Linked DNA regions of Homo sapiens: all the other regions are linked to region 2. A link is a loop called in an ENCODE intact Hi-C map of the cell type or tissue named here. Cell type or tissue: PC-9. All regions are shown on one strand. Each heading gives the region's core, and the rest is flanking DNA. Links, peaks and the distances in the headings are about the cores only.

Evidence for each region. A loop is a pair of places that touch in the nucleus more often than their neighbours do. Peaks named below come from ENCODE experiments on the same cell type or tissue, not always from the same donor. Only the 100,000 strongest peaks of a DNase experiment are listed, where the experiment ranks them.
Region 1: a loop joins it to region 2, with 5 times the contacts of the local background. A loop is called at or near these places in 3 of 110 quality-filtered maps.
Region 3: it touches region 2 in a loop (7-fold over the local background); 20 of 110 quality-filtered maps call a loop at or near these places.

Annotation. Positions count from the first base shown.
Region 1 is chr21:36,778,630-36,789,562 of GRCh38, reverse strand. All of the region lies in intron 6 of HLCS (holocarboxylase synthetase), which reads left to right. It overlaps LOC105369305 (a long non-coding RNA gene), which reads right to left. Exons shown (of 2, transcript XR_937700.3): 1 at 1-10,933. Among named protein-coding and RNA genes, the nearest start is that of SIM2, 85 kb to the right of the region's middle. RefSeq lists an enhancer at 2,344-2,879. In PC-9, for the core only: no CTCF peak of the experiment used is centred there; a DNase peak (open chromatin) is centred at 5,352; H3K4me3 peaks cover 549 bases; H3K27ac peaks cover 1,098 bases.
Region 2 is chr21:36,856,452-36,867,384 of GRCh38, reverse strand. The region is part of intron 6 of HLCS (holocarboxylase synthetase); the gene reads left to right. Among named protein-coding and RNA genes, the nearest start is that of HLCS-AS1, 100 kb to the left of the region's middle. RefSeq lists enhancers at 6,902-7,196, 6,752-7,340. In PC-9, for the core only: no CTCF peak of the experiment used is centred there; DNase peaks (open chromatin) are centred at 6,244 and 7,064; H3K4me3 peaks cover 733 bases; H3K27ac peaks cover 3,559 bases.
Region 3 is chr21:36,905,336-36,916,268 of GRCh38, reverse strand. All of the region lies in intron 5 of HLCS (holocarboxylase synthetase), which reads left to right. Among named protein-coding and RNA genes, the nearest start is that of HLCS-AS1, 56 kb to the left of the region's middle. RefSeq lists an enhancer at 5,531-6,730. In PC-9, for the core only: no CTCF peak of the experiment used is centred there; a DNase peak (open chromatin) is centred at 6,168; H3K27ac peaks cover 2,278 bases.

The DNA.
Region 1 (10,933 bases), core at 1,384-9,383, 78 kb after region 2:
TCTTCACTAATTTAGAATTTGTGATTGTCTTGATACAGATTACATGGAAATTTCCTAGTTTATGGACACAAACAAAATTATAGGGAAAATGTATAAATTACTTGAGTAGATCAAGCCCAAAGCCATATTCTGGTATAATTTTAGTTAATTAAATGTATTTAAAATAAGTAGAACTACATTTAAAAAGAATGTTTTTCACCACATCACTCTACAGTTTTCTGACTTACTGATTTCATTGTGTTTGTAACATTAAATGGATGAGGTGGTATGTACTGTTTAAGAAGTCGAACAACCAGCCTGGGCAACATAGCAAGACCCTGTCTCTAGAAAAAATTTAAAAATTAGCCAGGCATGGTGGCACACACCTGTGGTCCCAGTTACTTGGGAGGCTGAGGTGGGAGGATGGCTTGAGCCCGGGAGGTCAAGCCTGCAGTGAGCTATGATTGCACCACTGCACTTTAGCCTGGGCAACAGAATGAGAGTCTGTCTGAAAACAAACAAACAAACAAAATTAAAAGAAGTAGAGCAAAAAAAATCAGGTGGCTGTTATGGCCATAGGAGATGCGTCTTCTTATTGCCTTTTTCTAGTAGGATAATCAAGATTCTCAGTTACTAACTAGAGGGACTTTCTCTTACCCACTAGAACTTTCCTAATCAAAGAATGTATTCCTAATCTTTCTGCCCCTTCCCCCGCAAAAAAGTGCCCCACAAAAACAACGAAATCCAACTACTAGCAATTAAAGAGCTCTGGCACGTGACTGCACCTCAGTGTCTAGGACGTGAGAGTCATTCATCTTTACCAAAGAAGTTATTCATCCTCAGTAAAAGTTCCTTTGAGTTTTTATAACTTCAGGATCCTTTTAATAACACACTCATTTTATATAATAATATCCAACTGTAATGCAGTACATAAACCTCTCTCCCAGACCCTACCCAGAGCTCCTCCTCCCACACTCATTACTGCTCTGGTCTGTAGCAGGAACTTTAATCTTCCTCTTTGCATTTTAATGCTTATCATAAAAAACGTTATGAGAAGTTCCAGGCAGTTTCATTTTGTGAAAGCACACACAGCAATCTTGATTTCGTTAGAATGTTAAGCTCTGTTTACTGTTCTTGGGTTTATGAGGGTCATTCCGTGGGCCAGTGTGTAACAGTAGGTCTGGAGGCCCGTCAGCCCTAAGTTCCGATGGAGAAGCCACTGAGGTCCCCACCATTGACAAAGGGTCGCTGTGCGGTGTTGGTGTTTGCCTCACTCTTGGGCGGGCCCTGCACAGCTGAGTCATGAGCTCGGCACAGCATGTGTGGGAGTGAGGTGTGCCCATCAGCTCTGCCAGTGGCACGTGCCCCTTAGGGACATTCAGGAAGACGCTTCACCGAGCATTTGGCATGAGTGTGGAGAGGACCTGTGCACAGAACAGCTTCAGGAAGACAAAATGCCACCTCTAGGAAACATCTTGGTTTTAATCTTTTGTGGGGAGTGGTGGCCCCACAGTTTTGTAGAAGCTTGAGGGAGTGGAGGGAATCTAGCAAAATGGAAATGGAATAAACCCATGATCAGACTCAAGTCAACCCAGAGGGATGCAGAGCAAAGGAAATAAGAACCAAGCTGCAGCGTCTCCCCAGAAAGCCCTGGCAGCCCTGCTGGTGGGTAGGGGGTGGGTCTGGTCATCGGCACAGGTGACCTGGCTATTTTATCAGCCAGGGAACAGTAAATAACAGCAGCCAGTGTCTACGTAACCCTGACAGCTGATCAGGCATCTTCACAGGTCTTTTCCTCTTTTCTTAACTTTCCTTAGGGTCATGTGAGGTAGGAAGGAGAGAGCTGAGTTCTCTTTCTGTAGAATATCCTCATGGTCGAGCGGCTCTGACCAGGAAGCAGCGCCTGGTTGTGAAATGGCTGCATCTGGAATATAGGTGCCGCCTCCTCTCCTAGAAAGACCGCAAAGGAGCTTTCCATCATGTCCATTTGATGATGAAAAGAAACCAGGGGAGAGGAACCAGTGTGGCTAAATAAATGCCACAGAACTCTCCTTGGGCATCCCACGCAGCATGGCACATTTATTCCCTAGGGGCCCTGGGCAGTGAAGGGTTAGGGTCCAGTTTTATCTACAAGGAGATTGAGGCTAAGCCTAGGCAGGTGACCCCTGCGGGTCTTAACCAGCCAAGTGCCTCCATGGGGTCTTCTGTGCCTCCTGGCTGTGGCAGGGAGTCCTTGAACCAGCAGCCCATTGTGGTTAGGAACAGAGGCCGTGCTGGAGTGCAAATGGCCTACCAAAGAGGTGCCTCGTCCCACGGTGGCCCTGGAGGACTGCTCTCGGAGGAACATCCAAAACTGAGCCGGACCTGCACTCAGAGTGGACGTGGCAGTGCTGAGGCACACCGACACCCACAGCCCCATGCTCACGCGTGGCCTGGTGAAAACCTAGGAAGTCCATGCTCTTGCGACGTGTTCAGTGCTTCTTCGCCCTGGAAAGTTCCAATGTTGAAATGTGGCTGCACTCAGTGCTGCCTGTGGATGGAATTATGAACTGTGAAGGCCAGCTTCATTCTCCCTACATGGTCGCATCTTTCAGTGCACTTGGGGGTGTGCTGGGCCCCGACCACCCCTGCCGAAGTGAGCCATCCCCGCCTGGACTCTGACACCTCTGTTGTCCCTACTCCTTAAGAGGCCCAAGGCCTCATATCACTCGTTATCCTTCCCATCAATGTCTTTTCTCCCTGGTTGATTACACATTCGGTGAGAATGCAATTTTGCTTACGATTTCCTTGGATCCTCCCATATAGCTAATATGTCATTTAATTCATAGGAATCCAATAAACACATATTTATTATTAAAGACTCCACTGACTCTGTCATTTCAGATGGTTCAAGATGCCTTTCCCTCTCCAGATTTTTTAGGAAAAACCGAAACAAAGAAAATGCATGGAAAAGATTTATGTGTTTGGTTGGGGGAGGGGAAATTAAACTTCTCATAATAGTTTTTAAATTAAATTTTGTGCTCGTCCAAATCCTTTCCTTCTCCACCCCTTCCTCTGATATTCCCTTACTCATTAAAGCCCAGGATTTTGATGGTATTCACAGGGAAGCTGATTTACTGGAATAAAGAAGTTCTTTAAGTTTTAAATTTTGGAACGTTCCCAGTGTGTCTGAACCTGGGTTTCAGATTTTACTGGCATTTTGTTGGCAAAGCAGTCTTTGGAGCCCTTCCTTATTTGAGCGTGTTTCCTGACACCTTTGGCGGTATGGTACTGTGTTTTTTAGATTTAAAAAAAAAAAAAGCTTAAATAGAAAAGCATATATAAACATATACAGAAGATTGATTGTAAGATGTCAAGCAAAATAAAACAGCAGCATACACTCTCAACAATTAACAAATGGGAAGCATTTTCTTTTTAACGGAGCAGGAAGAGGCAAGATGAAGGCAAAGAGACCAGAAGGTTCAGGAAACCCTGGAGAAGGGCAGCTTTACATCTGGGCCCATTCTCCTCTCCTAGCAGAAGTGTCCCTGTTGAAACAGGGTTGAGGATACAGCCCATCCCACCATGCTGAGCCTGTAGTCGATACCTGCAGCTCTCAGGGCCACAGACAGACACAGGATCCAACTCAGAATCCTGTGGAAGGGAAAACACACAATGGAGGGGTCCCCAGAGAGAGGAGTTCTGCCACCTGGGCCTGAAATAGCAAGGGAGGAAATAGTATTTTCCAAAGACTCATAGGTGGGAGGGAGTGGGTGAGATCCAGAGTCCTAAAGCTAGCATCCTGCTTCTTGGGGAAACCTAAGAGCATTTCCACAGAGATCAGGAGGAACAAGGCCAGGATACACCCACTGCCTCCACTTCTATAATACTTAGCATCATCCTGGAGGTATTACCCAATCCAAGTGGACACGGAAGCCAACTGGAGACCTAAGAATCAGAAAAGAAGTAAAACTCTATCTGTGGATGATATTGTAGTATATCTGGGAAACCTTGAGAATAAACGATCAAACTAAACAAACAGTACAAGGATTCAGTAAGAGAACAGGATATAAAATGTCTTGCCAGCACAGAACCCACCCAGAAGCACGAATCCACCCAGGTCTCAAGGGGTCAGCCCCCACAGGCAGAGAGCCGGGAGAGATGGGTAGAAAATGGAATTGGGGGCAAGGGATGGAAAATAACCATTTGAACGAAAATCTGTTGTAGAATTGGATTCCGAACCAGGTTTCGTTCACGGGGGCCATAAACCCAGCGTGTCATGGAGCAAAGCCCTGCCTGAAAGAAAGAGGCCCCTTGTCCCACTGAGTGAAGAGTTAAGCTGGTGCTAAGCATCCCGGCAAACGAGCTCTGGCGTGTTGGTTGATCTCTGGCAGGGCGGGGTGCAGGGAAGGCTCTGAAGAGAGGTGGGAGCCGAGAGAGGGAAAGAGGAAGGTGACACACAGGGCGTCAGGGTGGTGAAAGGCACACTGGTTTTCAGGCCAGCTGGCAGGGCAGGGCATTCTTCCTTGTCATTACCCCGAAGGCGACGGTACCTGGGGTAAAATCAAGGGCCCAAGTGGCCGGGTGGAGCTGCCCTTCTGTAGGAAGGAATTCGTTACCTTCAGGTTCCTTTGTTTGCCCAGGTGTTTCAGATGCCCCTTCACTCTGTAGGTAAAGAAACTTCTTATTAGTATTATAATTTATGTAAATTTCATAAGGGAAAATGAAGTATTTGAAGCAGAATACGTACAGAGCTGGGAAAATAACTGTTCAGACACATAGCACAGAACTGATGAACTTGGCCACCAAGCTGGTAGTATTTACTTTTAGAAAATGTAAGGTGACTCTGTTTCAGTTCTCAGAAAAAAAGATAAAGCAAGAACCCCATTTTGATGTTATTATTTGGAAGTCAATTTCCAGATCTTTCTAGAAAGCCTTATAGCCTCCAGGACTGTTAAACTTACACAAATGCATTTTAAGAGGCTGGCCGGCCGGGCATGGTGGCTCACGCCTGTAATCCTAGCACTTTCGGAAGCTGAGGTGGGTGGATCACCTGAGGTCAGGAGTTCAAGACCAGCCTGGCCAACATGGCAAAACCCGATCTCTACTAAAAATACAAAAATTAGCCAAGCATGGTGGCACATGCCTGTAGTCCCAGCTACTTAGGTGGCTGAGGCACGAGAATTGCTCGAACCTGGGAGGTAGAGGGTTCAGTGAGCTGAGATAGTGCCGCTGCACTCCAGGCTGGGTGAAGAGCAAGACTCTGTCTCATTAAAAAAAAAAAAAAAAAAAAGAGGTGGTATTTCTACCTTGAAATTCTGTTTTGATAAAAGCAAAAGATTCTTTCCTAGTGAGTCAGAAGATGGGCCTCTGAGCCAGGCAAACCTGGTTGACTGTTCTCTGATCTCACCAGGCCACTTCTGCGGTGTAGCTTCCACTTATCAGCAGTAAAATGAGACTACTTGGCAATGATGATGTCTTGAGAGTCACTGGGACATTTAAATGAGAACATGGCTCATACCAAGGGCCCAGCATGTGGATGGGTGCTCAGTCAAAGGAACCACTGGCTTGCTTGCAGTGTAGAATCTTGAGATCTATAGCTGAAGATACCCCTTCCCCATGGCCCGTTCATTCATTCATTTATAAGACCTTGGAGAAATCTTACAGTGAGTGGAAAGATGGTGCCATGTTGGCTGGTGTGCTCACTGTTGGAAGCCTGCCATATTGAGGTGGCAATCAAGTGTGTGTGTGTGTGGATTTGTGCATGTATGTGTGTGTGTGTATGTGCATGTGTGTGTGTGCATGTGCACACATGCTTGTGTGTGTGCGAGACACCAGCCCTTGCTATGCTTCATGGTGCTAAAAACGACATCTGGCAGACCTGACATCTGGTGATCGCGAATGAAGCCACTGTAGGGAGACAGAACACCAACAGGGATTCAGACACACTAAGTGGCTGTCTTGCACGTAATGGCACTTTGTGGTGCACACTTTGTGTCCGAATGCCAGTTCTTTGTTCCTTTCCCCTTTTTCCTTTTCCTCGACTACCTACCACCCTCTGGCTCTAGAAAATGAAATCTCTCCATCTGTGGGACTGTTGTTGTGCCGTCCTAGTAAATATCAAAATAATGCGATGCTTCATTTCAATCATTGAAGGAACCAGAAGAGAATTACTGCCTCTTTGATGTTGTAGCTCTGGAAATTTTTTAAAAGAAATGTAGTTTTAAAAAAGTCATTGAAAAATAGCTTTGGGAACAGTGGTTTTAGAACCCCAGTCTTTGGACCAGCTGCATTCTAATCATCTGGGACACACCCAAGCTCTGGCTCTGGAGGTTGGGATTCAGAGGGTATCTGGGGTCTTAGCATCAGTTTGTTTTTGCTTTGTGTTTTAAAACTGCAGGCGATTCTGATGGGCAGCATTGTTTGAGAGCCTAGCTCTGGAGGCAGCTTTGCCTCTGTGACCTTGATGGTATGGCCAGGAACCCATGCTTGTTGAGGTGGGTAGCTCCTAGCAAAGACTGAGGCATTTGTTAAAATTGAGCAAAAAGTATTAATACAATACAAAACATCTAAATATGTTCTCATCTGTTTCTGGAGGTTTTCTTTGTTTTGGTTTTGGTTTTTTTCGGAGACAGAGTCTCACTCTGTCGCCCAGGCTGGAGTGCAGTGGTGTGATCTCGGCAGTCTCTGCCTCCCAAGTTCAAGTGATTCTTGTGCCTCAGCCTCGTGAGTATCTAGGACTACAGGTGCCTGCCACTATGCTCAGCTAATTTTTAGTAGTATTTTAGTAGTATTTTTAGTAGAGATGGGGTTTCACTATGTTGGCCACGTTGGTCTCAAACTCCTGACCTCAGGTGATCCACCTGCCTCGGCCTCCAAAAGTGCTGGGATTACAGGCATGAGCCACTGCACCTGGCCTGTTTCTGAAATTTTAATGGAAATGGTTGAGGAGAGTCTTAAAGTGTTTTCCTTTGCTGTTCGGTAATGCTCCCTATTCTCCTCTACACCCTCTCCATGGAACACGTTTTGTGGAATGTTCAGAGGCCTGGTCATTCTGGGCTGATCTCTACCAGAACTGGTCCAGACCTCTTAAGGAGGTCAGGTCTCCAGCCTGTTTGTCTGGAGTATTAAGGTAAAGCCTCAGTTAAGGTTCTTATATGTAGATTCTTAAATGTAGTCCACATTAATATAAACTCATTGTCTTACTACCCATGTGCTGCAAGTACCTCACATAGACCTGTAGGTGCAAAGATATTTGATTGAGAACAGGAGTTCTGAAAGCTATTTCAAGAAGAAATCAAAAAGGTTTCTTTTGGAATTTTCCTACAGGATCATTGGCAGAAATTTTTTTTTAGTCTTCCTCAGAAGGAGTACTTCAGTGGAAAAAGGATGGGCTCATCAAAAATGAAGGAAAATTTTCAAATTCATTTCAATGAAGTAAATAATATTGATACTTAAATCTGTTAAAGACAGTATAAAAATTACAGGCCAGTATCACTAATGAGCATCAATGCAGAAATTCTAAATAAATATTAACTAACAGAATCTAACATTAAGACAAATGTGATTTTTTTTTCTAGGAATGCAAGATTGGTTTAATATTAAAAAAATTAATAGATCTCTTAACTCATTAATATGTTAATAGATCAAAAAAGAAAAATGTATGATTATTTCCATAGATACTGAGAAAACACTTTATAAAATTCAACACCCTGTCCTGATTTTTAAAAATTCCAAAAATAGGACTTAGTGGATAATTTACTGACTTGTAAGTGTCTGTGAGTCCTAGATAGCATCTTATATAGCAGGGAAACACTAAGAAACATGGCAAGGAGGCCCACTGTCTCCACCTCTGTTTGGCATTGTACTAAAGGTATTAGCCAATCCAAACAGACAAGAGAAGTCAATTAAAGGTATCATTGAAAAAGAAGTAAAACTATCTGTTTGCAGAGGAAATGAGAAACCTTAAAGAATCAGTGATTCTCTAACTCAAACAATAAGAGAATTCAGTAATAGAGCAGGATATAAAATTATTATACAGAAATCAATAGTTTTTATATACAACAAGCAATAACTAGTTAAAGGAAATTATGGGATATATTCATAATAGCAACAAATAAGATAAAATACGTAAGATAGTGCATAAGAAATATGCACAATCAACACAAGATCACTTTAAAACAATCTGAAAGACACAAAAGTATATTTGAACAAATGTAAGTCATCCTTTGCTCATAGGTAGGACAACTCAAAATCACAAAGATGGTCAGTTCTCCCCAAGTTAATTTATACATTTAATGCACTTAGACTAAAAATACCATCAAGGCTTTTTTTTTTTTTTTTTTGAGACAGAGTTTCACGCTCCTGTTGTCTAGGCTGGAGTGCAATGGCATGATCTCAGCTCACTGCAACCTCCGCCTCAGCTCCACCTCAGATCATCAGGCCTTAGATTCTCATAAGGAGTATGCAACCTAGATCCCTTGCATGCGCAGTTCACAGTAGGGCTCCTATGAGAATCTAATGCTGCCGCTGATCTGACAGGAAGTGGAGCTCAGGTGGTAACGTGAGCTGTGGGGAGCGGCTGTAAATACAGAGGAAGCTTTTCTAGCTTTCTTACTCACCTGCCTGCCTGCTTCTCACCTCCTGCTGTGCAGCCTGGGGGGTGGGGGGGTGGGGCAGAGCTGGGGACTCTGCCCTAATATATAAGAAACTCTTAACTTTTGAGTTAACTCAAAAGACATTAACTGGTCATTGACTGTGTATACACACGCACATGCACAGACACACGCCACTGTCCATTGGTTAGGCTGTAGGGAAACAGGTATCTCTGCGCGGCTGTGTGCAGTAGTGGGGGTTCTGGCAGAATCTGATAAAGCTACCAGTGTGTTTACCTTCTGGCTCAGCATCCCACTTCCAGCAATTTACCCTGAAGATATACCTCCAGCAATATAAAAATCCATGCGAATAAGAGTGTTCATTATACTGTCCTTTTAGGAACTACCTAAATGCCTATACATAAAAGAGTGGTTGAAGAGGCTGTGCTACATCCACAGAATGGAGTCTGCTCAGCTTTAAGAAGAAATGAGGAGCCGGGTGCGGTGGCTTATGCCTGTAATCCCAGCACTTTGGGAGGCTGAGGCAGGCGGATCACGAGGTCAGGAGATCGAGACCATCCTGGCTAACATGGTGAAACCCCATCTCTACTAAAAATACAAAAAAAAAGCCAGGCGTGGTGGTGGGCACCTGTAGTTCCAGCTACTTGGGAGGCTGAGGCAGGAGAATGGTGTGAACCTGGGATCGCGCCACTGCACTCCAGCCTGGGCAACAGAGTGAGACTCCGTCTGAAAAAAAGAAAAAATGAGGAAAAGCTCTATGAACTTATTTGCAGCTGCTCCCCAGCACTAGCAACACCGCCTCAGCTCCACCTCAGATCATCAGGCCTTAGATTCTCATAAGGAGTATGCAACCTAGTGGTTCCCGGGTATATTAATTGTGTGGGGTAGGTGGATGGGGGAGACAAAAGAGCATCTACAAAATGGTAACTTTCTGTAAGGAAGACAAGGAAATAAGAAAATATGCATGTATCCATTCATTTGTGCAAAAAGGAACACAGGAAGAATAAACCAGAAATGAATGAGATTTTGATTTGTGGTTTACAGAAAGGAGGTGGAGTGGGAGACCTAGGTAGAAGGAATGGGTAGGGGAGTGTGACACTTCTCGGAGTATACTTGTCTGTGTACAGTTCCGACTCTGAACCAGGTTAAACAATGAAAAAGAAAGAAGGATTGGTGGGGTTTGGGTGTGGGGGTAAAATGTAATATAGAAGTACAGTTAAACCTAACCTGATTTCAGACAAATAAAATAACCACACTAAAGTAAAGGGGAAAAAAAAAAGAACAAATCCAAGGAAATGTTCAATACAATATTTGAATCTATACCCTCAGGCTAAGGGCAAAAAAAACTGTAAACAAATATTGAACTCTAGTTAGTAAGTGTGATTTCGCAGTAATATGGATCAGCACTGCTGAGACCACTTCCCCCTGTGTATTATGGCATTGAGCAAATGAATAAATAGTGTAGATAATGCAAGCCAGATTTCCCACTATTGGAGAAAGAATTTATGAATATAGAAAAGGAGGGGCTAGAATGAACCTTGTGGTATTGGATTGGATTGGAGTTTATGATGAACTTATGGTTTTCAAACTGGATGGATGGATGGGTGGTAGATGGATAGATTAGATAGAGAAAGAAGATGAGAATCTAGAGGAAGGAAGAAAGAAAGAAGGAAGGAGGGAAGGAAGGAAGGAGGGAGGGATGGATGGACGGAAGGAAATACAGTTGACCTTTGATTCATCAGGGGTATGAACTGCAGGGGTCTACTACACATGGAATTTTTTCAACCAAAGCAGATTATTCATGGGATGTGAAACCCATGTATATGGAGGCCAATTTTTTGTGTACTCAGGTTCCACAGAGCTCACTGTGGGACTTGGGAGGCAGTCTGGAACAAATCCTCCATGAATACCAAGGGACAATTGTAATGCATATATACACCCTAGACACACATGCACACATTTTCTATCTCTTTCTTAGCCCCAGTTTTTTTAAAAGACCGTTTTTCACCAAAAGGAACCAGAGCTCCTTGGAGAAATCGCTGATTCCAGGGCAGGGGCTGAGAAAGTTCAAGATGAGCCTAGAACCTCTTATGCCTGAAAGTAGAGACCTCTTATGCTGAAAGATGACTGGGACACACCAGTAAGACCCAGGAGCCAGACTGAAGGAGCATTCACTTGCCAGATATGTGGCTATTTGAGTATCAAAATAAAAAATGATAGGAAGGCATACAATCTACTGAAATAATAAGAATCTATAAGTCTACTCTGATATAAATAAATTAAAAGATAAATAATAAGTGGAGGGGAGAAGAAAAAGTTACTCCTTACAGTAGAACCTCACAAGTGAATATGGAAGAAAT
Region 2 (10,933 bases), core at 1,390-9,389:
TAATTCAGCCATGTACTCTGGAGGTTTAGCTATGTTGTAGCCAATTGATCTATCTCATTCCTTTTTACTACTGTACATTATACCACAATAAGAGCATGCTACGCTTTGTTTAGCTGCTAGCTGTTTCCTTCCTAATGGATAGTTAGCTGATTTCTGTTGTTTTTCTCTGAGAACCAATGTTGCAACGCCCATCGAGGAACTCTGCCCCCCAGATATATGTACATGTGTGATGTTTCTCTTTTATGGGAACTGGGTCATCAAGCATGTGTCTTTAGTCTGGATAGCTATTGTTAAACTGCCTACAAACTGAGCAGATCTATTAATATCAGTTTACACTTGGGCCTTTGGGGTTTGAGAGGACCTTTTTCTCTGCAACCATCTGTGGGCTGATTTTTGCATTTTACTTGTGATAACAAGGGAGGGTAACTGCCCCCTTTCCATCATCCCCCAAAAGGGAAAAAATGAGCACTAGCATAAAAGTTCTTTGGAGAAATATTATCGGATAGATTCAGTAGAGCAGAACCTTTAAAAAAAAAAAAAAAAACTACTCAAATTCTTGGCTTGGTTTTATAGCCAGCATCATCTACTACTAATTTATTTCTACTTAGTTACCCAATTTAGCATCAATTTAAAATCTGTGGTTGAAGATGATAGTTAGAGATGAAACTGAATTATTTAAAGGAAATGAAAGTTACCTTTTGATTTAGCACCAGCTGACATGGAGCAAGATTGCTTTTGAGGACTTTATGATCGAAGGAATGTGATCCCTGTGTTTCCTCTGTGAATTTGCCCAGTCATGAAAATAGTCGTGTAAATGAAAGGGACTCCACCTTTCCTAGACTGGAGTGGGAGATGTAATGCACTCGCAACAGCTTATATCTAGTCAGATGCACGATTTTAAGTTTGAACTTGCAGAAATCCATCTCATTTTTACACCAGTCTTTTACGCCACATTGTACACTAACCTCACATAAAGTGTAATGACCGTCAAAATGGCTATTTCCCTAATTATAAGATAATATTCATAATCATGTCACATTTGTTGATGTTTCCTACCTAGTGTGTATCTTCAGTTTATGTCTTCAATTTCCTTTTTGAAAAAATAATGAATTCCTCCAAGTCTCAAGTTATTGGTTTAATTTCCAGCATTTCTGCCCTTCCCTTACCATTCCCTTCCCCCACCTCTGCCCCGAAACATACATGTATATTACTTTGGTGCTACTAACCAACTAATTTGGTCCAGATTGAAAGGTATAAAATGTATACAATTCACGCTCACAAAAGTAAGACAGCACATGTGAATTCAAGAAACTGTTAGTTATGAAGCTCTTTACCTTTCTGAAAGGAAAGTACTTTTAAGCTTCATTGAATGGATCTGTGAAAAAAGTTGAGTATTATTTTACAATAATTTTAGACTTTCATGACTGGAAATTAAATACAGCAGTTTTAAAGGCATATTTTACTTGAGCTTTTACAAGCTCAGGCCATGTTTTTATTAAAAAATCGGACTCAGCACCTTATATGGAGTACAATACCAGATGTGAGATATAAGAGAAATTGCTGGGGCCACCTGCTTACTGTGTATTAAAAACTTGTGTGGTAGCTGATGTTATATAAAGTATGTATGATAGGGAATAATTCTGAGTTATTAGACCATATCAGAATAGTAAGGGTCACTGGTGGTGGAATGTTCAGAATTTTCTATCACAGTTTACTATTCGTTTGGAACAACCAGGGTTGAAATGATGACCCTCTGCTTAAAAATAACAATAACAAAACGGTACAAAGACTGAAGAGGTTCTCTGGGTATGTTTAGGAGAGGCAGGAGCTGGGGAGGAGAAAGCCGAAGAGGGTCTGCTCCCTAATCTGATGGCTTTGTGTGGGGCAAGCCACAGAGTTCTAATTTATAGAGCTTTTCTCTGTTTTTCTGAAAAACACTTTATTGTTTGTTTTTATGCCATTTTCTAACATTTTTCATCTTTTTCCATCTTTGCTTCTTTCCTGCTTGCATCTCCTTTCTCGGGGTCCCCAGGAACAGAGCTTCTGTTTCAAGGTTTAACCGGAGTAGGAGACCCAGGAGTCTACAAACCTGCCTCAGAGCCATTCCTTTAAACTGGCGCGCATTCTGGGGCACATAAGTGGGGAGTGGTGGAGTTTTCAGACCCTTAGCCTCCACGTGGACTCTTGCCTGAGATTGATCCGCCCGAGCAGATGTCAGTGGTGGGGGTATCAGCCTGTTTTCTTCTCCCACCCACTGCCACGCACCCCACCCTGCCCCGCCCCACAACTGACTTTTCTCACCCATCCATAATCTTGCTATGGATGGAGCCTGTCTGAGACGGAGCAGCCTCTAGGGTGGCAGACAGGGCAACATGAAATATTGGTGTCAGAAAGCAAAAGACAAGATTTTAAAAAACACTTTTTAATGATAGATAAGGCATGATTTTTGACAAATATGTTGGAAGCAGTTTAAAGAATTGAGCAGCATTGCTATAATAAAACTCCTTTATTTCCCTGTACTTAGGTATATGGACAAGGTTTCTCAGTGTTAACATCTATAAAAAATGGAAAGTAGAAATAGAATTGATGTTAACCTTGTCTTATTCTAGCCATAAGTAATATTCATCTATAGAAAGGATAAAAAGGCCCATTCATCTTTTTAAAAGATGGATTTCCAATGGATTTCAAGTTATACATAATACTTTTATTAAAATTTAAAACATTTATATTTTGATCCATTCTGTACTATTGGTAATTGTAACTGAATCAATTCATAATATGAAAACTTAACACTTAGAGCTTAATGGTTACAGGAAATAAAAACTACAATTTTTTGATGTGTATTTTTATTGTAGATAAAACAGAGAAGTAAGACTTTTAAGCAGGATTAGGATGGAATTGGGGTGAAGTAGAATTTTCTTGAAGGAGGAAAGGGAATGCAAATTTTTGACTAAAGGAAATGTTTGTTCATGTACTTTTTTTTTTTTTTGAGACGTAGTCTTTGTTGCCCAGGCTGGAGTGCAGTGGCACAACCTCGGCTCACTGCAGCCTCCATCTCCCAGGTTCAAGTGATTCTCCTGCCTCAGCCTCCCAAGTAGCTGGAATTACAGGCACACGCCACCATGCCCAGCTAATTTTTGTATTTTTAGTAGAGACAAGGTTTCACCATGTTGGCCAGGCTGGTCTCAAACTCCTGACCTCAAGTGATCCGCCCGCCTCAGCCTCCCAAAGTGCTGGAATTACAGGCATGAGCCACGAAACCCAGCCTGTTCATGCACTTTAGATGATGGTGGATAACACATTTTTATGATAATTTGATTCCTTTGAACACACTTACAAGAGTGATATAATAGTTTCATTTAAATGTCAATATTGATCCCAAACCAGAAATTGCATCCTTTGCAACTGTCCTAGCTTAGACGGAAAACTTTTATGTGAACTTAAAAATATGCAGGGCTTTCATAGTTTTTTTTGTAATTCTACTAGGGGACATTTAAGCCAAAGGTTTGAAGCCCACTACTTTGTGGCAACATAGCTGAGTTCCAACACCACAGCATCAGAGCATTTCTTAACCTTGTGGTGAGTGGTTGAGATGAATTGTTGGGTCTTGAGCAGCGGAACTTTGCCAAGAAGAAATGATACAAAGAGAATCTTGAACAAGTTTAGGCATTTTGCAGTAATTTTCAGTTTTCATTACTATGCTGAAAAGATCTATCTGTATGATATCCAGAGATGTGGTTGCTGCAGTGAGGTCTTTAAGTGCAAATCTAATCACGTTCCTTCCTTTCTCAAAAACTCACAGGCTTTGCATTTCAGAACCTACAAAATCCCAACCCTGAGCATGGCAGGGAAGACTGACAAGCACTGGCCCCAGCCTCTCTTTCCAGCCTTGACCCTTTCTGTGACCCCGCCTGTGACCCTCATGCTTTCTGTTTTAGTTTCACTAAACACCTGCTATTTCCTGAAACTGGATCTTTGAATGTGCTGTTCCCATCCCTGATTATTCCCCACCCCCACATTTTCCATCTGATTCCTTCTCAGTGGATCGGCGATGGTCAGTTCTCTCTCCTCTGCAAGCCTTGCTGATGTCTCCAGGTGGAATCTCCCTGTTTAGAGCTTTTATGGTGCTATTTCTAAATCTCTGTGCATCATTCTATGCGACTGTTTTTATGTTTCTTCACTGACTCTGCACCCAGAAAGCAGGATTACTGTTTTACTTGTTCCATGTCATGCCTGGGAGAATAATGTGCACTCATATTTATGACTGAACATACATTTCTGTCTCATGGGATTTGGGGAATTTGTAGCAATTAAGAAATGGTGAAGCCAGGCTCAGTGGCGCGATGTAGTCCCAGCTATTCGGGAAGCTGAAGTGGGAGGATCGCTTGAGGCCTGAGCAACATAATGAGACCCCGTCGCTTTAAAAAAAAAAAAAAAAAGAGAGAAAGAGAAATGACAAGTGTTGAATTAGGGGCGTAACATGGCTTGGTGGAAAGAATAATCCAGAGACTTTGGGACTTCGGGGCTCACTTCTGCCATTGCTGAATTCCTTCCTTTTGGTGAGTCTCCAGGCCTTTCCTCTTCCTTCCCCTTCCAGGTCCAAGAGATGTGATGTAGGCTCTATAAGGCTCATCAGCCATGCGAGAGCAGCGATGGTGGCCCAGGCCCCGACTGTAGGAGCTGAAAGACAGGCGACCACACCACATTACAGGAGGGTGAGAGGAACGGATGCGGAGAGGTTCTGAACTTGTAGGTCAAAATGTGAAATTCGAAAGAATACCCAAAAAACCTAAGAAAATTTTGTAAAGGAAAATAGATTTATTATTAAGCACATGAAAAGATGCCCAACATCAGTAGCCATCAGGGAGATGCCAATCAAAACCACAATGAGATACCACCTCACACCTGGGGCTGTCAGAAAAAAGGCAGTAACAAGTATTCGCAAGGATGTGGAGACACTGGAACTCTTCCACACTGTTGATGGGAATGTAAAATGGGGCAGCTGCTTTGGAAAACAGGCAGCGCCTTGCAAGGTTAAATACAGAGTTAACCATGTGATACAGCAACTCTGCTCCTAGACACCTACCCAAGAGAGATGAAAACAGAGGTCCACACAAAAACTTGCATGTGGATATTCATGGCATCACGCTTCATGATAGCCAAAAGGTGGGAACAACCCAAATGTCCATCAGTGGATGAATGGATAAATAAAATGTCTAGTCATATGATGGAATATTATTGAGCCATAAAAAGGAATGCAGTACTGATGCATGCTGTACCATGGATGAACCTTGAAAACATTATGCTAAAATGAAAGAAGTCAGACACAGAAGAAGACCACATGTTGTGTGATTTCATTTATAGGAAATGCCTAGGATAGGCAAATCCATGGGGATAGTAAGTATAATAGATCAGTGGTTGCCAGGAGATTGGTTGAGGGGGGTGGAGGAGAGAGGAATGGGGAGTGGCTGCTAATGTGTGAGGGATTTCTTTTGGGGGTGATGAATCTGGAATTAGATAGTGGAAATGGTTATACAACTTTGTGAAAGTATCAAGACCGTTGAGTCTTATACTTTGAAAGGGTGGATTTATGGTATTTGAATTATGTCTCAGTAAAGCTATTATTTTTAAAAAGACAGATGGTACAGAAATTCTAAAGCTTACGTCAGAAGTGATGTAAGAGGGAGGTACTCTTTTAAAAGAAAGTATAAGCAAACGAACACAGTAACAGAAAACCAAATACTGTGTGTTCTCACTTACAAGTGGGAGCTAAATAATGAGAACCAATGAGCACAAAGAGGGGAACAATGGGCCCTGTGGCCTACTGGAGGGTAGAGGGTGAAAGGAGGGAGAGGATCAGGAAAAAATCTATTGGGTACTAGGCTTAGTACCTGGGTGACAAGATGGTCTGTACACCAAACCTCTGACACGAGTTTGCCTATATTAAACAAACCTGCACATGTACCCCTGAACCTAAAAGAAAAGTTTAAAAAGAAAAAAGAAAGTATAACAAACATCTTTTGGTGAAAGAGTATTTCCATATCTGGAAGCACCTGAGAGCTTGACGGACCACATAGGTAAACACCACAGGGACGTTACCTGGGCAAAGGGCAGTCTCTTGTGGTAGGGGAGGAAGGGGAGGGCTGTGGAGATTGTAGGGTCCAGAATTTTTCTCGTGGTTGCCTTCATTTGGGCTGTAGAGACACCGCCTGTGCTAAAAGGTAGGTTATATATGCTCTGTAATGAGAGGGACCACATTTCATTCCACTTGGTCATATCCTGTCTCCCAGCCCTTAGCACAGAACCTGGTCAGCATTCCATAAATGTCTGTTGAAATAAAATGAAGTAATTTTTCTGTCAACATAACCACCATTGGGAGAGGTGAAAAATTGAGAAAATGAATAGAATGTGTTTAACTTATTTTCACACTCATTTTATTGAAGCTCTCTGTAAAAATAAACCCAGGTGGACGGTAATTGATTGAGTGATAATTTCTAAGTAGCAAAGTGTTAAAGTAGATAAGTGCCTCCTACTGTGGAGAAACTGCCTGGCCAAAATCTGAACCGCTGAGGCGTTTATTTTAACACTGGGAAACATTTATTACCCTAAACTTGTTTCCATTCATACACAGCATCTATCATACCAGATGTGCCGTGTCTAAACTAGACATGGTTTAGAAAATGCAGTAATCCCTCTCTATCAGGTGAATTTCTAAGAGAAATAATTTTTCCTTTTTATTTATTGCTTTTTTTCTTCAGCCTCTCCTCCTTCCAAAATAAAATGAAAGTTGCAATTTAGCCTAATTCATTTGACTTACACAAAAATTAATATTAAATTACAGTGCATTTCAATTAAAAGTAATAATTAAAATTTGAACATCTCCAAATAAAACTTGAACTTGGGACCTTATTAACAATAAAACATCAGCAGCTTTCTCTGCATGTTGATCTGACCAGTCCTGGCCACTTTTAGTGGCTAGTTTGGGGAATTAGCCTGACTTCCTGGCGGGTGTGGCTTCCTGGAGGGGTGTGGCTTCCTGGAGGGGTGTGACTTCCTGGAGGGGGCATGGCTTTGGAGTCTGATCACCCTGGCTTGAGTCCCGCCCCGCCACTAACTAGCTGGCTGACCTTGGGGGAGGTTATGTGATCTGTCTCTGCTTAGTTTCCTCATTTGAAAAAAAGGAATAGTAATGCCTACTCAGAATAAGGTTGAAATCAAACACTATATTAGACACACCAAAGCAGGTGCTCAATTAAAAGTAACCCCTCCCACTGCAAAATGTACTATATATAGGGTTCGTGTGTGCACACATGCAGGGAACCCGAGCATTCTCATCCAGCTAATTCTGACCTAGAGCCTGCTGTAGAGTGGACTCTGCATGAATATTGATTGAGTAAATATGCGACCTGCAAGGAACAATTTCAGGATGGGGTCAGGGCCAGTGTGCCCTTAGGCAGCCAGGAGCCTCCAGTGGTGTAATTGATTATTGCGAAACCGTCTTCTTCCCCATCTCCTTGTCACTGTGCCTGAATGCCCACCTGAGCAGCATTGCTGCTGAAGGCTTCCCCACAAACATGTCTGGGAATGGTGGTTTGTGAAGCCCACCTTGGGACCACTTCTATTCCTTGTTGAAATCCTACAGTTTTATTTTAAACGAAATTCAAAAGGTTGAGGGATACTCCTGGGTTTGGAGTTGGATGCCCTTTAACCACAAGACAACTTGTATGAAAGTCACTGCTCTGTGCAGCAAGGCCACTCCAGCTGTGGGTTTGAGACAGACTTTTGAAACTAAAAGATGAAAATCTTCCATCTTCCTACCTCTGCAAAACTCAGTCCACTTACGCAAAAGAACAAGACTACAGTTGTCCTGCTCCCCTCTCCTCTTGTGGACCCTGTGGGGGTCCCAGTGGAGTTTGCAGAGTGGGGAGAGCTGAGGGTGCAAGGTCAGACTCAGAACAATGGATTCTTCAGCTTAGAAACCATTTGTGAGAAGCCAGGGAGGTTCTAGGAGAACCAAGTCAGGAAAGGAAGAATGCCAGGACAAAAGACAAAAAACTCCAAGCTGGCCAGGCATGGTGGCTCACGCCTGTAATCCCAGCACTTTGGGAGGCCAAGCGGGGCAGATCACGAGGTCAGGAGTTTGAGACCAGCCTGACCAACATGGTGAAACCCCGTCTCTACTAAAAATACAACAATTAGCTGGGCTTGGTGGCACACGCCTGTAATCCCAGCTACTCAGGAGGCTGAGGCAGGAGAATCGCTTGAACTCGGGAGGTGGAGGTTACAGTGAGCCAGGATCTCACCACTGCAATCCAGCCTGGGCGACAGAGTGAGACTCCATCTCAAAACAAAACAAAAAACAAAAAACTCCAAGCCAAACATTGGGTGACTTAGGGGCCTCAGAAGAGGTGTAGCCTGTAGATGACAAACCTGGTAGGAAGTCCTGCCCCAGTGGTTCCCAGCCTGTTGTAGATGTCCCAAGCCTGGGGAGGGGATGATGCACGAGGAGCATTTGGGAACTGGCTCACTCTGCAAATTTGGGTCATTTAGCCTCTGGTGCGTTGTGCATGGGCTTCCTCTTCACCTGGAAGGCACTTGCCCCGCACAGCTGCATGGCCTGCTCCCTGTCTCCTGCAGATGCCCAGAGGTCCTCATGGCAGGGCGGGCTCCCTCCCAGCCTGACAACAGCAGCCACCACCTCACTGCAGGCACCCTCCATCCACTATTCTTCAAGGCCTCCTCAGCCCTTGATGTACTGCGTTATTTAACATCTGTCTCTGTCTCTATCACTTAAACCTTACAAAGTCAGGAACTTTGCTCACTGCTGTATCCCTGGAACTTGGATGACACAGAGGCACGGTAAATATTTGTTGAGTGAGTGGATGCATTTCATAAACATATTCAGTGCTGTTTCAATCGTTTCCCCCCAATCTTCTGTTTTCTGTAAGACATTGATCTTTCCAACCTCAGTTTTATCAGTCATGGCATCTCTTGGAAACAAAGCTTGGTGGTGAGGACAGAGTCCCATCCTGAAATTTCAAGTAATGTTTAGCTAGCAACTCATTGTGGAATTATCTGTCTTTTAGAGATGTATCAAAAAGGACTCCAGATAAATGAGTGAATTAAATATTAAAATATGAATGAGGAGGAGAGGATAAAGTGGATATTTAGTCATGCTCTTGATGAGATAAGATTTCTTAAGTTTAAGGGCAGTGAAAGAAATTTTTTATAAAATCTTGATGACTTTAAATATCTAATGAAAATGTTTAAAATATAATAAAAAATAAACAAGATCCTGGCCAGGCGCAGTGGCTCACACCTGTAATCCCAGCACTTTGGGAGGTTGAGGCGGGTGGATCATTAGGTCAGGAGTTCAAGACCAGCCTGGCCAATATGGTGAAACCTTGTCTCTATTAAAAATACAAAAATTAGCCGGGTGTGGTGCCTCACGTCTGTAGTCCCAGCTACTCGGGAGGCTGAGGCAGGAGAATCACTTGAACCTGGGAGGGAGAGGTTGCATTGAGCCGAGATTGCACCACTGCACTTCAGCCTGGGTAACAGAGTGAGACTCCATCTCAAAAAACAACAACAACAAAAAACAAAAAACCAAGATCCTAAATTAAATGATGGCCAGCTAAAAACTGGGCTTTTATGGGGAAAACAGGATCACTCTGCTTTGTTGAGGGGAGCTTGGATGAAGCCACCAGAACTTGGGCCACTGAAATGCCATCCTAGGAGTGGGAGCTCTGAGCAGGAGCCCCAGCGAGGGCCCTGGAGGTTTGGGGTGGGTGAACAAAGGAGGATCGATGTGAGGACATTGGCATGACAGCTCATCTTCTTACCAAGCCTTGCTAAGACTGCTGGTATCATTGGTAACCTAGCTGGACTTCCTCCAGTAGTACACAAATGAAAGACCAAACAGCATGAATTCTTGTGAACCTCTTCGGAATAGGACTAGTGAGGAGAGTCTAGCAAGGAGACGGAGGTTCTCTGTATCTCTCCTACCCCACTCCTGCCTTCTGCCATTCCACCTACAGCTTTGGAATCGGATCGAACAAACAGAAAGGTTAAAGAAAGGGAAGAAGAAAGGATCTTGAGGGTTTGTTCATGTTCTCCTTTGGGAATATCGCTGAAGCAACTGACCTGGAACTGGAATGAATACCTGGTGTGGCTTGGGTTTTGAAACGGCAATGTTGAACAAGAGATAAGCAATCCTGATACGGGTTTTCAAACAGACCTCCATATTAGAGAAGACTTTTAAACATGTTGTTTGACCTATTTTGGTAGAGGCATTTATTGCTTTGCATGGCGCCATGTAAACTGAAATTTGTGCATATCAGAACAGTGTCCTCACTTTACACTGTTTGCAATGGACATGCGTGACTTTCAGTTAATGTGGGACCATGCAAAGTGAGAACTGCCTGCATTAGCAAATTACTAATTTAAGGTAATCAAAGTAAGATGCTGCCTGGAGAAATTACCTTGTATGTATGTCTGTGTGTGTGTGTGGTTTTACGTGCTAGTAAATCTTAGTTCCTTTGCTCTGGTTTTCTGATTTCAGAATACATTAGCTGTTTCATGCACTGGCTCATACCCGCCTCATAACTTGAGGTGAGGGAACTTGATCCCTAGATGTGGTTTTCTCTTAACTAGGTGATTATTGGTGGTGGGTGCTATTTGGACATTCATTTTTTTTTCCTTCCTTCTATTTTTCTTTTTGTTGCTGGGGGGACTGTGTTACCTTACCTGATGATATACTTCCTAGAACAGTTTATGTTTTTATGCTTTCTTAGTGTGTTAATTGGGTCTGGAGGGTTTCAAAGGACTACTATTGGCGGTGGTGTGTGTTATTTATGTCTTTTCGACCCATAGAAGCCGTGGTATTTATTTGCAATCTGAGATAGATTCTATTTTGGAAAGTCTCACCTATGTT
Region 3 (10,933 bases), core at 1,944-9,943, 48 kb before region 2:
CTGATCTAGGAAAATTCCACTGATGATCATGTCACGGGTATAGGATTTGAATTTTTTCTTGCAATTTCCTAACCCAAGTATCGTGACTTGGAACCTTAGATCTAGTCACTTCCATAAGATTTTTTTTAGGTGGTTTGTATAAGTGCTATTGTTGTATTATTTGTATAAATATCTGTTTTCCCCATTAAACTGTCATGCAAGCTGATTTGAAAGCAAGGACCATATGTTGTTAATCTTTGTATCCCTTTCCCAGTATTTTGCTTATAGTAGACATTTAGTAAGCACATTTTATTTGGACACTTGCAAAGTGTTTTGGTTTTTCCCCCTAATGGATTGGGAGCTGCTTCCTTGGCTCCTGTGCACCGAGAGCCCCCAGAGACCCCAGGGACAGGCCGGCAGTGCACAGCCCTCTCTGCCCGAGCGGCTGCCCGCACAGTCCAGCTCTGTATTCTGGGAAAGCAGGATAAATAACCTAACAGGTTGTTAGGTTATTCTTAACAATCATGTTAAACAGTTTCTAGAAGAATCAGCTGTGGGCATGCCGGAGGAAACTGGCCAGATGGAGTTTCAGGGAAAAGTTGGAATTGTTTTGTGTGTTATTAAAAACACTTTTCAGTAGAAACTCTGCTTTTCTCCTATGAACGAATGCACCTTCTGAGCCGGAGCTTCTTAGACCGTGGCCTTGAGTGTGTGGGGTTAGACCCGCCCTCTCCTTGCACACGTAGGGCAGTGTTGGACGCCGCTCCCCTCTCTCCTGCCAGGCCTGGCCAGGTGTTATTCCCTGGGATTCTCTGAATGTTCCCAAGTGTCATGGTGACAGCCAGTTGGACCAGTGAACCTTTGCTAAGATAAGGTCCTGGAGCAGAAAGCTCTTGGCCTCTTGATATGGGGCCGCTTCTCTCTTTCCAGGTAACATATATTTTAACATAACATGATGTTAAAATTTCAACTGAGAATTAAACAGTGGAGGCTAAACATTGAATCTTGAAGCTCCGTTTTACCAGAGAGAGATGTTCTCGTTTTCTCGTTAGAAAAATGAAGAAGCTGCGGTCAGCCCAGGGAGTGCCTCTTGCGGCCTCACAGCTGATGGTGGCAGAGCTGAGGGCAGGATCCCATGCCAGAGTCCCCTGCCCCCACAAGAAGCCCAGGTGGGGCTGGCAGGTAACAGGCAAATAGCTGAGGATGGTGGGGCGGGGGGACATGTCAGCATCAGAAGGAAGGGAACGTGTGAATGGTCACGTTGGTGTGCATGTCGGCTAGGATGGGCACCTCTGGGTGCACCAGGCAGGGCTGCCTATGGGCCCCCAGGGCTCAGCCCCAGCGTTTTCCATGCCCTCCACCCCCACGCTGCCTGCTCTGTCAGAAGCCTGTTTGTGTTGGGCTGAGACAAATGGCGGGCGTTTTCCTTGGGCAGGCTTAATGAAGGCCCCAGAGACTCCTGTGGGTGTCGGTCCCGCACCCACGAGACCAGTGAGTGGAAGTTCGCGTCTCTCATTGTGGAGGCAGTGGCTGAGCTGCCCCATAGAGCCGCCCTCGCCGTTAGAGCCAACCCTGGCTTTCTCTTTGGTCTCTGCACTTGCAGAATAGATTCCGCTTCTACAGTGAGCCTGTTTGGCTTGGTGGAGGTGTGATGCCTATAAAACCAGCCTTATTAGAAATGACTTATTCACTCCCTGCTTTTACTGTTCTACTCAAGCCTTTTGTGGTCTTCGCTAGTTGGCAGGTAACAAAAAAATGCAGTAAATCCTGGGCCTTTCAGCGTCTGAGCCTGAGCTATCACTTTACATTATAAAAGGAAGACCGCTTAACAGACATTTATTGAGTGCCTACTGTGTCCCAGGCATTGGGGATCTAGAAAGCCCTGTGGCAAGTTCAGCCCTGGAGGAACTCATATTCCTGGGGGTTAGATAGCCAATGACATCAATCCTAAGTCCTTTGGAGTTGCTGAATCGATTTGGGCTCATCGCTAGATCAGGCTGTGTAGAAGTTCATGTTGTTGCTGGGACTAAGTCAGAGTTGTGCAGGGCTGGATGTGAGAGGGGACGCATAACCAGCAAGCCCACCCAGCCAGATGTGCTGGCCCCTGGACCGTTCACCTGTCGGCCCATCCCTGGGCTCCCGTGCTCCTAACTCTGGATGTTTCTCATCACTGGCTGCACTGGCAGGAGATTGATGGGCAGGATTTGAGAGAGGTCAAGGTATTAATATTATTTCCCATTAGCAGCTCCCCCTCTTGCTCCTTCAGTCCCTTGCTGGTTCCAAGTGCTTTGGCACCCCTTCCTTGTTCTTGGGTTCTCTTACCTCTGCCCACAGTCCTTCCATTACAGAACCCTTGTGAATATGACACCTCTTTCCTGCAGAAACCAGATAGGGGTGAGGTCAGCAGTAGCTCACTTACATGATAAAACCTTTATTTCTTTGTGAAAGTGTCCTCTCACAGCCTTGTCTAAGTAGGCACAGCTAGTGGGTGGTAGCTTCAAGGTTCACATTCAAGTTTCTTTTTTTTTAAGATGGAGTCTTTGTTGCCCAGGCTGGAGTGTTGCAGTGGCCCACCATCTCGGCTCACTGCAACCTTCACTTCCTGGGTTTAAGTGAATCTTCTGCCTCAGCTTCCCAAGTAGCTGGGACTACAGGCACCCACCACCATGCCCTGCTAATTTTTGTATTTTTAGTAGAGACGGAGTTTCACGATGTTGGCCAGGCTGGTCTCAAACTCCTGGCCTCAGGTGATCTGCCTGCCTGGGCCTCCCAAATTGCTGGGATTACAGCGTGAGCCACCACACCCCGCCAAATTGAAGTTTTTCTTATCAAACACTCTGCTCCCACCCCTGCCCACTGCCCTTCTCCCTCCTACCCCACCCCCAGCTCTGAGCCATACACATCCATTTTATGTTTATTCATAGTTGCATATTGAGTTTATATCTTTGTGATACCATCAGCATTTTGATTATAGAAAATAGGCATTTCCTAATTTGCTGCATTTTGGGTTAGGTAGGTCTCTTTGTGAGGACCGTGGGATAGGAATTAGAGCAAGGATTTGGGAGCCAGACAGATTTGGTTTCATGGGTTCAAATTCCAGCTCTGCGGTATACTGCCTGTGTGGTTTGGGCAGTCGTTAATGCTGTCTGGGGTCCCATTTCTTCTGCTGTGGACGGTGCTAATGATGCAGAGGTGTCGCCTGGAAAGGACTGGGGATCTTGGGTCCACAGCACCCAGCAGTGCTTGGCAGTGGATGGATGTGCAGAAAGTGGTGGCTTTCATACTCTTGTTGTAGCTAAGTGGGTGCCTAAGCAGAACTTAAAATCATTTAGCTGGAGAAGTGGGTGGAAAGTCACCTTGGAAATGACTTTTGTTCTGAGAGGTCCTTTGAGTGGCCTCTCTTAGTGATACTCAGGGACAGCAAGGAGGGACCCAGAGGAGAGCACAGCGAGACCCCTCGGTTGCCTGTGCAAGCTGTCCCTTTGCTCCCCCTGGTCTGCAGGGCTAATTGATGGCAGGGGTTGGGGGGGGTGGCTAATTGCATAGAGGACAGGGAGCTTTGTGAGAGTAAAGGAACTGAGATCCTGACTCCTTCTCTCTCTCCCTTTCTCTCTTTAATGTGATAAAATATATATAAAATAAGTTTACTGTTAGAACCACCTTTAAGTCTCCGATTCAGTGGTGTAAATTACACCCACACTATTTTACAACCATTTTCACTCTATATTTCCAAAACTTTTTTTTTAAGCGTCCTAAATAGAAACTCTGTAACAGTGAATAAATAATTCCCCTTCCCCTCTCCCTGTGGCTCCTGGTAACCTCTGTTCTACTTTCCATTTTTATGAATTTTCCTATTCTGGATATTTCATACAAGTGACATCATACAATATTTGTCCTTTTGTGTCTGGCTTTTATTTAACTTAGTGTAATGTTTTCAAGGTCCATCCATGTTATAACATGTATCAGAACTTCATACCTTGTTTTTTTTTTTTGGCTGAATAATATCCCCTTAATTGTATATGCCACATTTTGTTTATCCATTTGTCTATTGAGGGACACCTGGGTTATTTCCAGCCTTGGCTGTTGTGAATAATGCTGCCATGATCATTGGCACACACATATCTGGGTCCCTGCTGTCAGTTCTTTTGGGTTTATACCTGGGAGTGGAATTGCTGGATCATGTATTAATTCTCTGTTTAATTTTTTTTTTTTTTTTTTGAGACGGAGTTTTGCTCTTGTTGCCCAGGCTGGAGTGCAATGGCATGATCTTGGCTCACTATAGCCTCCGCCTCCTGGGTTCAAGCGATTCTTCTGTCTCCGCCTCCCAAGTAGCTGAGATTACAGGTGCTCACCACCACGCCTGGCTAATTTTTGTATTTTTGGTAGAGACAGGGTTTCACCATGTTGGTCAGGCTGGTCTCAAACTTCTGACCTCAGGTGATCCACCCACCTCGGCCCCTCCCAAAGTGTTGGGAGTACAGGTGAGAGCCACCGCGCCCGGCCCTCTCTGTTTAATGTTTTTTTTTTTTTTTTTTTTTTTTGAGACGGAGTCTCGCTCTATCGCCCAGGCTGGAGTGCAGTGGCGCGATCTCGGCTCACTGCAAGCTCCGCCTCCCGAGTCCACACCATTCTCCTGCCTCAGCCTCCCAAGTAGCTGGGACTACAGGCACCTGCCACAACACCCGGTTAATTTTTTTTTTTGTATTTTTAGTAGATACGGGGTTTCACCGTGTTAGCCAGGATGGTCTCGATCTCCTTACCTTGTGATCCGCCCGCCTCAGCCTCCCAAAGTGCTGAGATTACGGGCATGAGCCACTGTGCCTGGCCTCTTGTTTAACTTTTTGAGGAACTACCAAAATAGTCCCCTTCTGTTCTGAGAGTCAGTGTCACTAGACTCAGTCTGGGGAGTTAAAATGGACCTAACTGGAAGGACGCATCATCAGGGCCCCAGAGAAGGATGGCTGGATGGGTTCCAGGCTTGCTGCTGGGGCTGAGACGAGTGGTCTCTAACCCAGAGGCCAGGGGAGGGGGCAGGAGAGGCAGCGCAGAGTGCAGCTGGCTGCTGGGGACACACAGGGCCAGCTGGAGCGCGTTCTCCACGGGATGAGGGTGGCTACTTGGCTGTAGCCCATTACTGCTGTGTGGAAAGAGTTGCTGCTGCTTCAAAAGAGGCAGGAAATTTGATATGAAATATCTCAATTTTTAAGTGTTGCAGCTGGTTCAAAATGTGGGCTAAATAAACCACATCTCCAGATTCATTTTGGCCCGAGGGTGTCCCTAAGTGACGGTCAGCCTGGATGTTTGTGAAAATGGACTGGTTTCAGCAAAGTAAGCCACTGGAAGGTGGAAGCCCTTCAGAGCCGTTCGCTTTTGTGTGCCGGTGCTTGGGGCTAGTGGCAGAACACAGGGTGGGAAGCAGGAAGCAGCAGTTTTGGGAACTCATGCCAGGGTGCAGTGCCGTGCAGCGTGGAACCTGGACAGGTCAGGCAGGGGTTGGTTAGACCACAGGGGACCAGTGTGGCTAGACAGAAGCTGCCGCATAAGGGACCAGGCTGGTGAGGAGGTGCACACACGCAGACACCCAGACAGGCATTTCGCAAACCTGCATGGAGCCTTGCTTTGCTTGGTACTGGCACGCTGAATAAACGCCCACCCCAAGGGTTGTCAGATGATCAATCCCTGCCTTAGATGAAGTCAGGAAAAAAAAATAGTCCTATTTCAGGAGCGCCATTTTTTTTTTTTTCCATACAGAGTCTTGCCCTGTCCCCCATGCTGGAGTGCAGTGGCGCGATCTCTGCTCACTGCACCCTCCACCTCCGGAGTTCAAGCGATTCTCTTGCCTCAGCCTCCCACGTAGCTGGGACTACAGGTGTCCATCACCACGCCTGGCTAATTTTTGTATTTTTTAGTAGAGATGGGGTTTCACCATGTTGGCCAGGCTGGTCTCAAACTCCTGACCTCAGGTGATCCACCCACCTCAGCCTCCCAAAGTGCCGGGATTACAGGCATTAGCCACTGCGCCCGGCCCAGGAGTGCCATCTTTTGATTATAAAGATTTGCTGTGCCATCTGGCTTTGTCCTGTGAGTGAAGACACCAAGCGAACATGAAATTGCGTGTGAGTATTTTGCGTGTCAAATACCAATAGTAAGAATTGGATTGCGTCATATAAATTCCATACGAGTAGACAAATATTTGCTTCTGCTTCCTTGAAAGTGTTTTAAGAATGAGACACCCATAAAAGGAGATTGCGTACCATGTCTTTGATGATTCATTTTCTGATTAACTCACTTCTGGCTGCCTAGCAACTTACGATGTTATGACTGAAGCACAACTAATCTTATTATTTGCAATGAGGCAAATGTGTCTCTGAGATAGAAAACCTTTATGGGTTAAGATCAATTATTTGGTGTTTCTTGGGAAAAGAAGCTCCAAAACATACATGGAGATCATAAGAAATATTTTGAATTCAACACTGAATCTTGTTAGCTGGGTAAATTTAGCAGATAAGACAAGTAACAGGGGTGGAACCGCTCTAAAGTGATGTGGCCCACACCTGTAAACCCAGCACTTTGGGAGTCTGAGGTGGGAGGATTGCTTGAGCCCAGGAGTTCAAGGTTACAGTGATCTATGATCACGTCATTGCACTCCAGCCTGGGCAACAAAGCAAGACGCTGCCTCCAATCAATAAATAAAGTGGCGAGACACAGTATAACATGGGTTTCTGATCTTAATTGCACTCTGTCTGTAGCAGATGCTGCAATATGTTTACCCACCATAGAGTAGTCACTTCTGTGAATTTGCACTAGATACAGATTCAAGCATTCACTCTCTTTAGAAGTGGAGATATTGGTGTTATTTGGACGTTAGTGAATATGGAGTCTCCTGGGCCTTAGTATTGTTTAATGTTGCATAGGTTTGTTGCTGTTTGCTTTTTTAAAAAATCAACTTTATTTAGTTATGATTTATATTCAAGAAAATGCACCCATTTTAGTGTACAGTTTGATAAATGTTTTACATGTAACTACCTTTACAATCAAGACACAGAACATTTCCAGTATTCCGAAAGATTCCTTTGTTACCTTTCTTTTTTTTGAGATGGAGTCTCGCTCTGTTGCCCAGGCTGGAGTGCAGTGGCGCGATCTAGGCTCACTGCAAACTCCGCTTCCGAGGTTCATGCCATTCTGCTGCCTCAGTCTCCCTCAGTAGCTGGGACTACAGGCACCTGCCACCACGCCCGGCTAATTTTTTGTCTTTTTTTGGTAGAGGTGGAGTTTCACCGTGTTAGCCAGGATGGTCTCGATCTCCTGACCTTGTGATCCGCCCGCCTCAGCCTCCCAAAGTGCTAGGATTACAGGCGTGAGCCACTGCCTTTGTTACTTTTCTTAATCAGTTCTCATGCGCTCATCCACCCCTAAGCCTGGAGCCTCAGGAGATCACTGATATACTGTCTATCACTAGATGATTAGATTGGCCTTTTCTGAAACGTCATCTAAGTGGAATCATATAGTGTACTGGATACCCTTCTTTTTTTTGATCAGTGTTATGTTTTTGAGACTTGTCCTTATTGCATGTGTGGGTAGCCCATTACTTTTTATTCCTGAGTAGTATTCCATTGTATGGATATGCTGTCATTTATGGCTGTTTTGAGTAAAGCTGCTATGAACATCCACATACAGGTCTTTGTGTGGACATGTGTTTTCATTTCTTTTGGGTAAATACCTAGGAGTAGAATTTCTCGGTCATATGAGAAGTGTGTGTTTAACTTTACAAGAAACTGCCAACTGTTTTTCAAAACCATTGTACCATTTTACATTCCCACCAGTAGGGCATGAGAGTTCTAGTTACTCCACATCTTTGCCAACCATTGTAAAGTGTCAGATTCTTTTTTTTTTTTTTTAAGAGACAGGATCTTGCTCTGTTGCCCAGGCTGTCAGTGCAGTGGCACAGTCATGGCTCACTGCAGCCTTGAATTCCTGGGCTCAAGTGATCCTGCCACCTCAACCTCCTGAATAGCTGGGATATAGGTGTGTACGACCACTCTTGACTAGTTTTGTTTTTTTATTTTTTGTAGAGACTGGGTGTCACTGTGTTGCTTAGGCTGGTCTCAGATTCCTGGGCTCAAGCAATCCTCTTGCCTCAGCCTCCCAGAATGCTGGGATTACAGATATGAGCCACTGTGGCCGGCCAGAATGTTTTTTTTTTTCTTTTTCTTTTTTTTTGGAGACAGGGTCTTGCTCTGTTGTTCAGGCTAGAATGCAGTGGTGTGCTCACAGCTCATTGCAGGCCCAAATTCCTGGGCTTAAAATAGTTTTTTAATTTTAACCATTCAGGTGGATGTATAGTGGTATCTAATTGTGGTTTTAATTTGCATTTTCCTGTTGCCAAATGGTGCCAAGCATTTCTTCATGTGCTTATTGGCGATCCGATATTTTCTTTTGGGCAGTGTCTATTCAGCTCTTTTGCTCAGGCTTTAAGTTGAATTGTTTGTTTTCTTACAATTTTAAGACTTCTTTTTTATATTCCGGATACAAGTCCTTTGTCTGATATAAGTATTGAGAATAATTTCTCCCAGTTTGTTGTTTGTCTTTTCACTGTTCTTAGCATTATCTCTCTTTCCCTTTCTCTCTCTTTTTTTTTGAGATGGAGTCTCGCTCTGTCGCCCAGGCTGGAGTGCGCATGATCTCAACTTACTGCAACCTCCGCCTCCTGGGTTGAAGCAATTCTGCTGCCTCAGCCTCCTAAGTAGCTGGGATTACAGGTTCATGCCACCATGCCTGGCTAATTTTTGTATTTTTAGTAGAGATGGGGTTTCACCATGTTGGCCAGGCTGGTCTCAAACTGCTGACCTCAGGTGATCCACCCACCTCAGCCTCCCAAAGTTCTGGGATTACAGGTGTGGGCTACCATGTCTGGCCAGCATTATCTCTTCAAGAACAGCAGTTGTTAATATTCTTAATTTTTATAAAGTCCAGCTTATCACTTTTTTCCTTTTATGGTTCATGCTTATTTTGTTCCATCTGAAAAAAACTTTACCTACCCAAAGTCAGAAAGGTTTTCTCCTGTATTTTATTTTAGAAGGTTTGTAGTTTTACATTTAGGTCTATGATTTATTTCAAGTTAATTTTTATATACATGTGAGATAGAGATCAAGGTTTCATATTCTTGCATATGAATGTTTGTTTCAGCACCATGTATTGCAAAGATTATCATTTTTCAAGTCAGTTATCTTGGGCACTGTTGTCAAAAATCAATCAAACAGGCCAAGGTGGGAGGTTGGCTTGAGCTCAGGAATTTGAGGCTGCAGTGAGCTGTAATCACACCACTGCACTCCCCACTGGGTGGTAGCGCAAGACGCTGTCTCAAAAAAATTAAAAAAAATCAATCACACTTATATGTTTGGCCCTATTTCTGTACCCTATTCTGTGCCAGTAATCTATACCTATCTCTGTGTGCCAATACCACACCGTCTTGATATACTGCAACTTTATAGTAAGTCTTGAAAGCAGATAATGTAGGTTTTCCAACTTTTTGTTCCTTCCCAAAATTGTTTTGACCATTTAAAATAGTTTCTATTTTCAGCTTGTTAATTTCTACAAAAAAAAAAAAAAAAAGCCTTCTGGGATTTTGACTGGGATTACATTGAACCCATAGATTAATTTGAAGAATTGACATCTTAACAGTGTTAGTCTTCTGATCCATGAACATGGTGTATCTTTTCAGTTATTTACAGCCTCTTTAATTTTCTTTTTGTGTTTTTGAGATGGGGTCTCGCTCTGTCGCTTAGACTGGAGTGCAGTGGTGCCATCATGGCTTGTTGCAGCCTAGCTCCTGGGCTCAAGTGATCCTCTCACCTCAGCCTCCTGACTAGCTGGGACTACAGGTGCATGCCACCACACCCAGCTAATTAAAGAAAAACTCTTTTTTTTAGACATGAGGTCTTTCCATGTTGCCCAAGCTGGTGTCAAATTCCTGGGCTCAAGTGATCCTCCATACTCAGCCTTCCAAAGTGCTGGGATTACGAGTATGAGTTATGATGCTCAGACATCTTTAATTTTTAATTCAGGAGTGTTTTGTAGTTTTCAGTAAACAGGTCTGGCACATATTTTGTTAAATATGTCCCTAAATATTTCAGATCTATTGATGCCATTAAAATGATATTTTAAAGAAGTTCAGGCTCCAAATATTTATTGTTAGTATATGGAAATGCACCCAATTTTTGTTTTGTTTTTTTTTTTTTTTGAGATGGAGTCTCACTCTGTTGCCCAGCCTGGAGTGCAATGGTACAATCTTAGGTCACTGCAACCTCTGCCTCCCAGGTTCAAGTGATTCTCGTGTCTCAGCCTCCCAAGTACCTGAGATTATAGGTGTGTGCCACCACACCCGGCTAATTTTGTATTTTTGTAGAAGTGGGGTTTCACCATGTTGGCCAGGCTGGTCTTGAACTCCTGACCTCAAGTGATCCACCCACTTTGGCCTCCCAAAGGGCTGGGATTACAGACGTGAGCCACTGTGCCCAGCCAATTTTTGTATATTGACCTTGTATCCCACAACCTTGCTAAACTCACTTATTAGTTCTATTTTTTTTTTTAAGATTCCTTTGGATTTTCATGTCCTGTGCAACATGACCCAATAAAAGACAAAGAATATATTCACCTTTCTTGAGAATGACTGGTGCTGTGGCTGATTTAAAAGGGCCACATTTATGTGACTATAAAGCATTCAGCTGTTGGTTCCACCCAAATCATATTTAATTAACCTGAAATCCTAGAAGAAGAGAAATACTAAATTCTTGAAGATTAAATGTTAGAAAAATAACATTAATTAGAATTTTATAAACCCCCTTGAAGTGGAATCTGATAGTGGTTGTTTGTTGTCAATAGAACTAGCTGTAATGATTTCAAAGACTGTGCATTATTTTTGATGCTTACGTAGCCATCTCAAGACCATACTCTC